Linked DNA regions of Homo sapiens: region 2 is linked to region 1. A link is a contact called in ENCODE Hi-C or POLR2A ChIA-PET data. All regions are on one chromosome and are shown on one strand. Each heading gives the region's core, a stretch centred on a gene start or an enhancer-like site at or near the end of the contact. The rest is flanking DNA. Distances are from core to core; before and after follow the strand shown.

Region 1 (5,062 bases), core at 1,453-3,952:
GAGCTGGGAGGATTGCTGGGTGGGGCAGGATGAGGGTGGGAGGGGTTTTGACTTTGTCCTGAGGCTGTGCGGGATCCTCCCTGGGTCCCCCAAGGAAGCCGCCTGAGTGGGGAGGGAGGGGCCGCAAGTAACCAGGAGCAGGCCAAGGTTCCAGGGTTCAGCCCAGGACAGCCAGTCTAGGTGCAAGCCAACCCTGGGGGCTGGCCAGGGAGTGTGAGCTGTTGCAGTTTGGGGCAGGTGCCTTCCAGGCTCTGTGGGTCAGGGTTCTCTCCTGGCCCTTCTGAGGGTGCCACCCTGGCCTCCCCGCCTTTGAGCAGGTGGGGGTTGGGTCTGGGTTCCATAGGGCTGGGCAGGAGGAGGCAGCTGTGAGATCCCAGGCAGAGCCAGGAGAGGAGCAGGACAGATGGCATGCAGGCGTGCTGCATCGGGCTGGGATTGTGGGGTGCCAGCAGACAGGGGTGGAGTGGGGACTTGGGCATTCCTCACTCATTGCCTGAGTGTCATGAGGGGCCTGGCTTTGGCTGGTGTTTCTGTCCCTTGAGGGCGTGGTGTCTGAGGGCAGGGCCTGTGGCTCCACCCTGTGTGCTGCTCTGGGGGCCTGGAGGCCTGTGCCCCCGCCTCAGCCTGCCTTTGCCCTGCTGCACCGCTGGCCTGCCTCTTTCCCATTCGGGCACCTGCCTGGAGAGCACTGGGGTGCGGGCAGATCCTGCCTTGAGTGAGCACCGCGTGCCTAGCAGCAAGCAGCAGGGGATCTCCAGGAGCGTGGCAGGGTCCCATCCTGAAACTGACAGGAAATCTGTGAGTATGAGGGTGGGACGGAGAAAGCCCGGGAGGTGTACCGTTCCTTTGGCCCCCATCCCCCTCACCAGGGGACCCTGCCCTACTCACTGTCTTCCAGTGGCCCTACATGGGCAGCATCCTGCCTGGCTGTTGTGGTTGTGAGGCCGCAGCCTGAGACTGACCACACCAGGGCTTAGTGTGCTTAGTTCTGACCCGGGTGTCTGCCCTGCCAGCCTGGTGTAAAGTCGTCAGATGCTGTGGGCCACACGAGGTCATATTTGCACCGTCAGTTTACCGGGGGCAAATGACCTTCTGGGGAGGGCTGCAACTGCTCCCCACCTCTCACCCCTGGTTGTCTCTGTTTCCCGGAGGGTTCCGTTTGTAGGCACTGATGGGGGTTCTGGTTCTAGAGGAAGAGTATCTGAGCTCAGAGGGAGTGCAGCTCCACAAGTGTGCCCCTCTGTGCCGGCATCTGGCTCAGGCATGCGTGAGCCCCTCTGTACAGATGCCTGCCTCACGCTGAGATGCCCACGGCCCAGGCATATCTCTCAGGAGCCCCCGAGAACCCTGACGGGAACCCAGAGCTGTTCCGCACAGAACACCAGGTCAATGATCTTGACTCTGTTTCTGGGAAGATTACCCATCTGTGGCTTCCAGAAAGCACCTCTTCGTTTTTCTGAAACTCACAGCCTTCTCCCCCGACCTCCTGTCCTCTGCTTTTCTCTGAGGCCAGAAGGAGAGATTTCCACACCGGCCCTTTGCCCTGGCCACAGGCCTGAGCTCCTGCATAGCAGCTGCTGTCCTTCCCCTTCTGGACTAGTCCACTCTAACCTGACCCTTTGGTAAAGAGTATGATGGACCCCCCACCGCTGTTACCAGTATTCAGCCACCCTGGAGCTGCGGCCACCCACACAGCTGTGGAAAGCCCCCAGGCCACAGCCAGGCAGGAGCTCCTCCCCGGGTTCTCTTCTTCCTCTGCAGGAGCTTCCAGGCCAGAGCCCCAAGGCCTCATGCTGCCCCCTGCCCCAGCTTTCTCAGGACATGAGGCGTCCCCTCCTTGCAGGCCCCCCAGGCTGACTTCTGTGTCACACAGCAGCCTTCACTTCCGTATCTTTCTTTCTCTTTTAAAGGCATCACCTTCAACTGGAAGAAGAAATGAAAATACCACCTGTGCCTCGAAATCTTTCAGTTTCTAGCGAGGGACATCCCAGGCACTTGGTGGTGGGGCCAGGGCTCCTGCCGGCCATAGGTGGGCTATTGGCCTGCAGGCCAGGTTCCTGCCTGCCACCACTCTGCACCCCTCTGTGCTGGCGGCATCAGGGAGGGTCTGGGGAGATGCAGACTGGACGTGTGGGTTGGGTGGGCCAGCAGGGGAGAGGGGCAGCGTAGGGTCCTGAGTCTGGGGGCAGGAGCAGACTGTGGTAGCAAGCATGGGTGAGGACCTCAGTTCCCCTACCTGCTGGCTCTCATCGGGGCTGGGACAAGGTCAGGTCTGTGACAGGGCACGACACCGAGCCCAGCAGGTAGGAGGATTTGAGGACCTGTGAAGCTAGAAGGTCAAGCAGGGAATTCAGGATTTGGACACCCTCCTGGGATCAGCAGGCGTTCCCCCCTCCATTGCTCTGCTGGTAGCACCAGCCTTCCCAGAAAAAGGCTTCTTTGGCAGGGCCTGGGAACCTCCTGGAGGGAGCTGGGTGACCAGCTTCTCTGCTGAGCCCCACTGGGACAGCACACCTCAGGAAGAGGCCGTCCTTGGTGCTCGTGGTGGGGAAGGGGAGCTGTGAACAAGGCTTCCCCCTGAGGCAGGGCTGGGGATGGGCAGTGGAGACTGGAGGCAGGGAAGAGCTACCCAGGCTTTGCCGCACGTGGGTGGCAAGCCCGCTAGAACCTGTGTGTGCTAGCGTCAAAGGGCACCCTCAGGGGGCTGGGCTGGGGAGGGGCCCCACCTTGACTGTGGTGATGAGAGAGGCAGGATGTGGGGCCCAGGAGGTGACTCTGCCTTGGAGGTGCTGCTCATGAGGGACGAGGGCATCCTATGGCAGGCCCTAAGCCAGCGGAGCCTCAGAGTAGGGGAGAGAGGCGGGGCAGTGTGACTTGGGAAGCCAAGGCAAGAAATGGCTAAAGGAAAAGTGGGTGTCACAGTGGCTGGGCCCAAAGGCTCCCATCCTGCCATCCTGTGGCAGCAGCTTGAGGGGGCCCCAACCTCTTCTGTCTGCCCTTCCACCCCCTCCAGCCTCTGGGGCCCTGGGGCAGCATATAGGCTGCAGGGGTTGGGGGCTGCCTCTGTTGTAGTGGCTGCAGCGCTGGTGGAACAGGAAGGTGTGTTGTTGGCTTCTCCTGGACCACACCCCCTGAAGGTGACACCCTCCTAACACGAGGAAGAGAGCTGCGCTTCTCAGTGCGTTCCAGATCTCAGGCTTCAGTGTCTCCAGCCTGGCCTTCTTGGCCACTCCACATGAGTCTGCCTCAGTGTGGAGGCTTCTTCCTGCACTTTCAGGGGGGTTTATTTCTGAAGGCGGAAGGCAGGCCTCGAACCCCAGGTGTTCTTGCTGGTGGAGGAAAGTGGAAAACACGCAGGCTTTGTGGGAAGAAAGGACGCCACTCCTCCTCCCGTGGATTGCCTGTGGAGCTGGGACAGGCAGCTTGCCACTCTTGTCAGGATGACTGTGGAAGGTGATGTCTAGAAGAGAGAGCAGGAGCACAGGCGCCCCTCTTCAGCTTGGTTTTGCACTAAAGGGACAGCAGAACCCAGAGGGCCTGGCTCTGTCAGCCCAGCCTCCAGTGCCTTCCGAAAGGAAAAACCACGCGTGGTACGTAGGCACACACGCACGCCGCACCACATGCTTTTTATTGAAGTATACGTGTGCTACAGACCATTTAAGTACAGAAAAGCTAAAAGAAGAAATTAAGTGGCACCCACAGTTTTACCTCCCAGACAGGACTGTTGCTTGGCCTGGTTCTCACTGAAAAGCTGCCAGCATAGAGCCCAGGAAGCCCCTCCTGGCAGCCAAGGGTGTGACCCTGCAGTCACGGCAGCCTGCCTGCTCTGGCCACTGATGTCCGCATTTTTTAGACCCTGGGGTCCTGACTGCATCTCAGGCCGCAGTGCCTTGGGCTCCAGTGGGGTGTCTCGGTGCTGGCATTGTAGAGTTTAAGCACCGCCCCAGAGCTGTGGTGGAGGCTCAGTGTGCTGCTGTAACAGAAATACTGGAGATGGGTGGCAAATAAACAACAAGTTTATTTTCATAGTTCTGGAGGCTGGAAGTCCAAGATTAAGGCGCTGGCAGATTATTCTGTATCTGGTGAGGACCCTCTTCCTGGTTCGTAGACAGCTGTCTTCTTACTATAATGTCACATAGTAGAGGGAGCAAAGGGATTTTCTGGGGTCTCCTTTCTAAGGGTACTAATCCCATAAGGAGGGCCCTACAGCCTCATGACATTATCACCTTCCAGAGGCCCCAATTCCTAAGACCATCCATCAAGCTGGGAGTTAGGGCTTCAGGGTATGGGTTTTCAGGAGGCACAAACATTCAGCCTATAGTGCCCAGCGTTCTTGCCTAACCACGGAAGGCAGATGGCGAGGTAGGGTGGGGTACTGTATCCTCTGCAGGCCTACTCCCCCAACTCATGGCAGCTTTTTTGCCCCTTAACTTTGTAGGGCCGAAGCCTGTGACTGTCATTCCATCTGGGGGAATCCCAGGACCCAGGGCAATGCTGCTGCTGCCCATTTAGGGAGGGGAGGCTGACACTGCTTTCCCCATGAGCCGCCACCTGTGCAGATTATGACATGTTTCCCCAGAGTGTGGGATGGACCAATGCCCGCTGGGCCACATGGGAGGCGGGTGCCCTGTCAGGCAGTAGTGGTACAGCAGCGCTGTCTTCGATGGAACAGCCACCATGCCGAGGACCTGGGGATCTGGAGGGCACTTGCCTCGTTCTGCACTGACCCTTAACATGAGTCTCTGGGACCCAGTCTGCTCCAGCTGGTGCCAGCCTGTGGTTAGTCAGCTTGCCTCTGATACTTCACTGCCCTGGCTGCATGAGTGCAAGGGCAGTGCTGTGTTCTTAGTGCCTAGCATGCAGTGGGGAGGAATTAGGCTGGTGTCTGCAGGAGAAGTCCTCCGGGCCCATGTGAGGCGAGTATGGGCCAAGCCTGTGCCCCTGTGCCTGTGACCCAGGCTGGGAGCAGGGGGCTTCAGGTCCTCAGGCTGCTTTAAGCCTGTTTCTCCTGGGCCTGGAGGGCTTCCTGGGGAGGGGGTTCACAGCTTCCAGGTCCCCTCCT
Region 2 (4,415 bases), core at 1,910-4,409, 88 kb after region 1:
ATTATAAATAATCTTAGGCTGGGTGCGGTAGCTCATGCCTGTAATCCCAACACTTTGGGAGGCCGAGGCAGGCGGATAACTTGAGGCCAGGAGTTCAAGACCAGCCTGGCCAACATGGTGAAACCCCATCTCTACTAAAAATACAAAAATTAGCTGGAATGGTGGCACATGCCTGATTCCAGCGCCCACTGCACTCCAGCCTGGGCGACAGAGCGAGACTCTGCCTCAAAACAAAGCAGAAAAATAAACACATAAATAATCTTGAGCTTTTTTTCTGAGATACAATGAAGCTACTGAGAAACTGTTTGATCTTGTTGGGTCTTGCTTTTATGATTTGTTAGGTGGGCGTGGAGCAGTGCTTAGTCCAGGGCTGAGTTTAGGCTACCCACTGAGTACTGTGCCCAATGGCCAGTGAATCAGGAGTTATGCGTTCTGGCTGGTGGGAGCCCCCTGGGAGCTCCAGCTGCTGTTCTTTACTTCCATGCGGTGGCTTTTCCCTGGCCCCAGGCAGTTTCTCCACACACATGAGGTGAATAACCGAGGAGTCCCTTTGCAGATGTCCAGGGCTGTGTTTTGCCAGCTCTCTCTGTTTAGGTCCTCTGTCCTAAAAACCCTAGCCACCTTGGTCTCCCTGGGCTGTCAGCTGTGTTCCCTTCTCTCAGGGAGTCCACTCTCTTCCACCAGGGTCCCCCCCTTCCCCAGTCCCTGTGTGCTCTGCACCCTGTACATGCGATCAGGGCAGTGAGCCAGGACTGTTGAAGAACTCACCTGTTTCCCACCTCCCGTTCTACTGAAGGCTATGGGCTAGGATGCCCGTCCAGCCTGTGGGCTCAGACTATGGCACCTTTGTGGGCCCCAGGGAATGTCATCTCAAAGATACCTCTGCCCTGAGAGCCCAGCCCTGTGAGGTCTCCCTGAGCCCTTGGTCTGGAAGCAGTGGTGCCCCTGTGTGGGCTGACACTGACTGGCCACTCAGGCTCCATGCAAGGGACATCAGTCCCACGCCAGTCCCTGGCAGCCGAGGCCACAGCTGCCCCACAGCCGCTCTTGCCCCTCCTGCAAAAGGTGTGGTTTGCCTAGCTCAGGGTCTTATCTGCCCTCGCCATGTGAAGAATCTTCTGGCCCCAGACCACCAGGAGACACCACCCCTCACATTTCTTTTTTGAGCACCTGCCAGATGTAGGAAATCTTTTTAGAACTAAGAGAAGATGGAGAGAGAACAGCCAAGTCCTACCCCAGAGAGATTCCCACCTAGTGGAGGGTAAGAGGCCTGCCATCATTGCCACTGGTGGTACAATGCTGGTGCCAAGACTGTGTGCCAGGCTCGTTGCTTCGCGTCCGTTACTTCATCTCAGCAGACAACTCTCAATATCCCCATTCTACGGATGGGGAAATGAGGCTCAGAGAGGTAAGTGACTTGCTCAGGTTCACACAGCTGCACACAGCTGGACATACAGCTGCCCACACAGTAAAATGCAGGATCAGTGGCAGCAGGAGAGAGACTTGCCAGTTGGAGAGCCAGGAAGGTGCACAGAGGAGGTGGCATTGAGCTGGCTCTGGGGATGGGCAGGCCTTTTATAGAGGACTGGGAAGAAGGGCCGGGAACCAACAGTACCCCCCAAGGGAGGTTCGAATCAGGTGCTTGCCCCCAGTTGAGCCAGAGTTGGGGTGTGGAAAGGCTTGGAAAGCAGGAGAGGCTGTGGATGGAGGTGGGAGAGGCTTGGAACTGGGTCTTTGCTATCTCAGGGGCGTGGAAGGGACTTTTGAGTTTGAGAATGACGTGTCTGGAGCTCCCTGGTTCCACGGGGCTGGACCTGCTAGGGCCTGAAGCGGGTTAAGAGCAGAAATCAAAAACAGGTTTGTTTGTGAGTCAGTAGCTGGGAAAATACTGGGAAGCAGGCTTCTTGGAGCTCCCCTTCATCCTCAGCCCTGTGGATTGGGCAGCAGCCCACGCCTCCCTGCCCCAGCCACAGCCCCCCGTCAATGCCGGCGCGCAGCAGCTTTTGCTCATCCTGCCCTGGTTCCAACCCCAAGGCCATGGGGCAGCCCACTGGGCGCCTTCCTGCATGGGTGTCCCCCTTTGCTGCTGTGTCTAGACTGCAGACACAAGTGCTGGCGGGGGCCGGGGGACTGGCCAAAACTAGGGCTGAAATCATGTTCAAAACCACAGTCAAGGCGGACTTGTCAGAAATATTCCTTTCCTTGAGCCGTCGCAGCTCAGCCTCCTTGAATCACCCTGGCCACTTCCTTCCTGTGTATATCTTATGCACGCTAAGGGACGGGGCGGGTGCAACGTGTGTGTTTTTACTTCTTTTAAGTTTTGTCTATGTTTTGTCCTTTCAATGTGTTGTAGGCTGTGGGGGCGGGGCTGTTCCGAGGGGCCTTTGTCACAGTAAGGGACACTGGGGACAGCTCGGGCTTTCTCTTCAAGCTGAAAACCTTTGGTTGTGAGAATGACTAGGAGAAGGGTCTCGCTAGGGTCATGCTTAGGACCCTTCGCAGGTGGTGTGTTTAATCTCAAAACGGCCTCAAGAGGCTCTCGATCTTTTACAGGTGACAAAGAAGACAAGGAAGACAAGGAAGGTGATCCGGGAGGCTGGAGAGCTTGTCAAGGTCACAGACCCACGGTTTTCCGCCCCCTAGGGTCCAAGCTCTTTCCTGGACATCTGCAGGCAATGTCGACACGCCCTCCAGTGTCTGTGGCGGGCAAAGGATGTGTCTCCACCCCCAGACCTTCCGATCCTGTGCTGAAAGTGTCCCTCAGCCTGTTTCCTGAGAAGCCCAGGGGCTTTTGGCTTGTTACTTTTTCTTTCTCTTGAAGTAAACAGAATAAAAGAGAGTTGCTCAGACGTCTTTGGCTGTGACCCACAGGAGATGATGCAATCTCCACGGCACCCCCACATGCATGTGTATGCACAGGCGTGTACAGATATCTAAAACTGGCACCAATTTCACAAAAACACTCACCCTTATGCGAGACACATTCACCCTACACTCATCCCCCATCTCTACAGAAAATTAAAGTATACATTCATAGTTGCTGTATTCATGCATGTACAGATGTATGTACATTTATTCATGTATGTGTATAACTTATGCCATTTTCATGAAACACTCACCCTACGTGTGATACACTCCTATTTTCTAGGAATCGCCGCCCACTGAGCTTATGTCCAAACCTTAGTGGATCATAGTCTAAGTTTGGCAAACACTGAGCCGGGAGGAGTCATGTCTGCAGGGCCCCAGGAGTCCCTTAATTTGGGTCCTGATCACTCTGCTCCACCCAGTGGAGCAGGCACATGCACTTGGCCCATAAGGAAGGAAAGGAGGGCGGGGGAAAAAGGGAGGGAGGGAGGGAGGGAGGGAAGGAGGGAGCACCTCCACCATCGTAGGCAGGACCTGTGAGAGCTGAACAGGGCCAGGCAGCTAGGCACCACTCTGGGACTCTGGGGTTTCTTAGGGGATGACTTGTTTCTGGGGTCCCAGTAGGAGGAACTCAGGGTGACGCCTCCGAGGATGTGAGTGCATGTGGCAGCCGGGCCCCTCAGCCCCTCTGTGTCCTGGTATCCTCTAAATGCAGATGATGGTGAGAATCCATGCCCAGCCCGTGGCTCGGCCCATCTCTGGGAGAGCGTGTTTACCACAGCACTTGGTGTGGTAGGAGGTGAGCAGGGTGGAAGTGCTTTGCATTCACGTGGGACTTCTGGCTCTCAGTTCATCCCACCCCCAGGGCCCGGCATGAGTGAGGCAAGGGTGGGTGGGAGGGTGCAGGATGTGGGAATGCCATGTGCTGTGCACTGCTCACTTCACCCCTCGCTCGCCCCAGTTGGGGTCCCAGACCAGGAAGCTCCATTCACAGAGGTGTGGCCTGGGGCTACTGCACTGCCCAGCAGGTTGTGGGGTCCCTTTACTCTATGCTGTGTGACAATGTTACCTTCCTGGAAAGAACCCGACCAGCCCCCTTTTGCTAGTCATTACCACAGATAGGAGAGAGAACTAAATATCTAGCCAGCCATCCTCTCGGAGCTCCGGAGCTCAGGTCACCAGGCTTCAGGGACTCGCTGCCATCCTCACAGGCTTAGATCCCTGCTGCAGGGTCAGCTAGGTAACCCCTGAGGGTGGGGTGTTCAAAGTTCAGGCTGCCCCCCAGACGTGTGGAATGCCAGCCCTGACTGCCAGGGCGATCTGAGGTGGACTGACCATCCCCTGGACACTTTCATGAAGTGTGGGCACGGGCGCGACAAGTGGCCATTTATCATCCTTCCCTGCAAAGACTGGGCCAGGTTAGAGATGGACCCCAGCAGTTTCATACCCACCAAGGGCACTGGGAGCTTCCACATAGTCACTGCCAGTAGTGGCTGCTGGCTGGGGAGAGGATCTTGGAATGCTGGTCACTGGAGGCCCTCACAGGTGAC

What was found. Hi-C counts contacts between places; a loop is a spot of excess contacts on that map. ChIA-PET counts read pairs that join two places held with the same protein, here RNA polymerase II (POLR2A). Pooled maps may share reads with other maps.
Region 2: a loop to region 1 is called in a map of CD8-positive, alpha-beta T cell, with 7 times the contacts of the local background. The contact joins two enhancer-like sites. A Hi-C loop is called at or near these places in 16 of 168 maps with a recorded cell type or tissue (B cell, CD8-positive, alpha-beta T cell, GM11168 and 11 more), 31 of 37 single-sample maps with no recorded cell type and 20 of 50 pooled maps. POLR2A ChIA-PET finds 5 or more read pairs at or near these places in 26 of 52 experiments (B cell, BJ, CD4-positive, alpha-beta T cell and 18 more).

The regions. Positions count from the first base shown.
Region 1 is chr15:31,344,774-31,349,835 of GRCh38, forward strand. All of the region lies in intron 1 of KLF13 (KLF transcription factor 13), which reads left to right. Among named protein-coding and RNA genes, the nearest start is that of KLF13, 20 kb to the left of the region's middle. Within about 2 kb of position 2,703, at least 12 of the 41 ENCODE cell types and tissues checked have a DNase peak (open chromatin) inside an H3K27ac peak, as active enhancers do; they include B cell, CD4-positive, alpha-beta T cell, CD8-positive, alpha-beta T cell and 1 more, where a contact is called at or near this core.
Region 2 is chr15:31,432,817-31,437,231 of GRCh38, forward strand. It overlaps a transcript of KLF13 not described here. Among named protein-coding and RNA genes, the nearest start is that of KLF13, 110 kb to the left of the region's middle. RefSeq lists an enhancer at 2,032-2,551. Within about 2 kb of position 3,160, at least 34 of the 41 ENCODE cell types and tissues checked have a DNase peak (open chromatin) inside an H3K27ac peak, as active enhancers do; they include B cell, CD4-positive, alpha-beta T cell, CD8-positive, alpha-beta T cell and 1 more, where a contact is called at or near this core.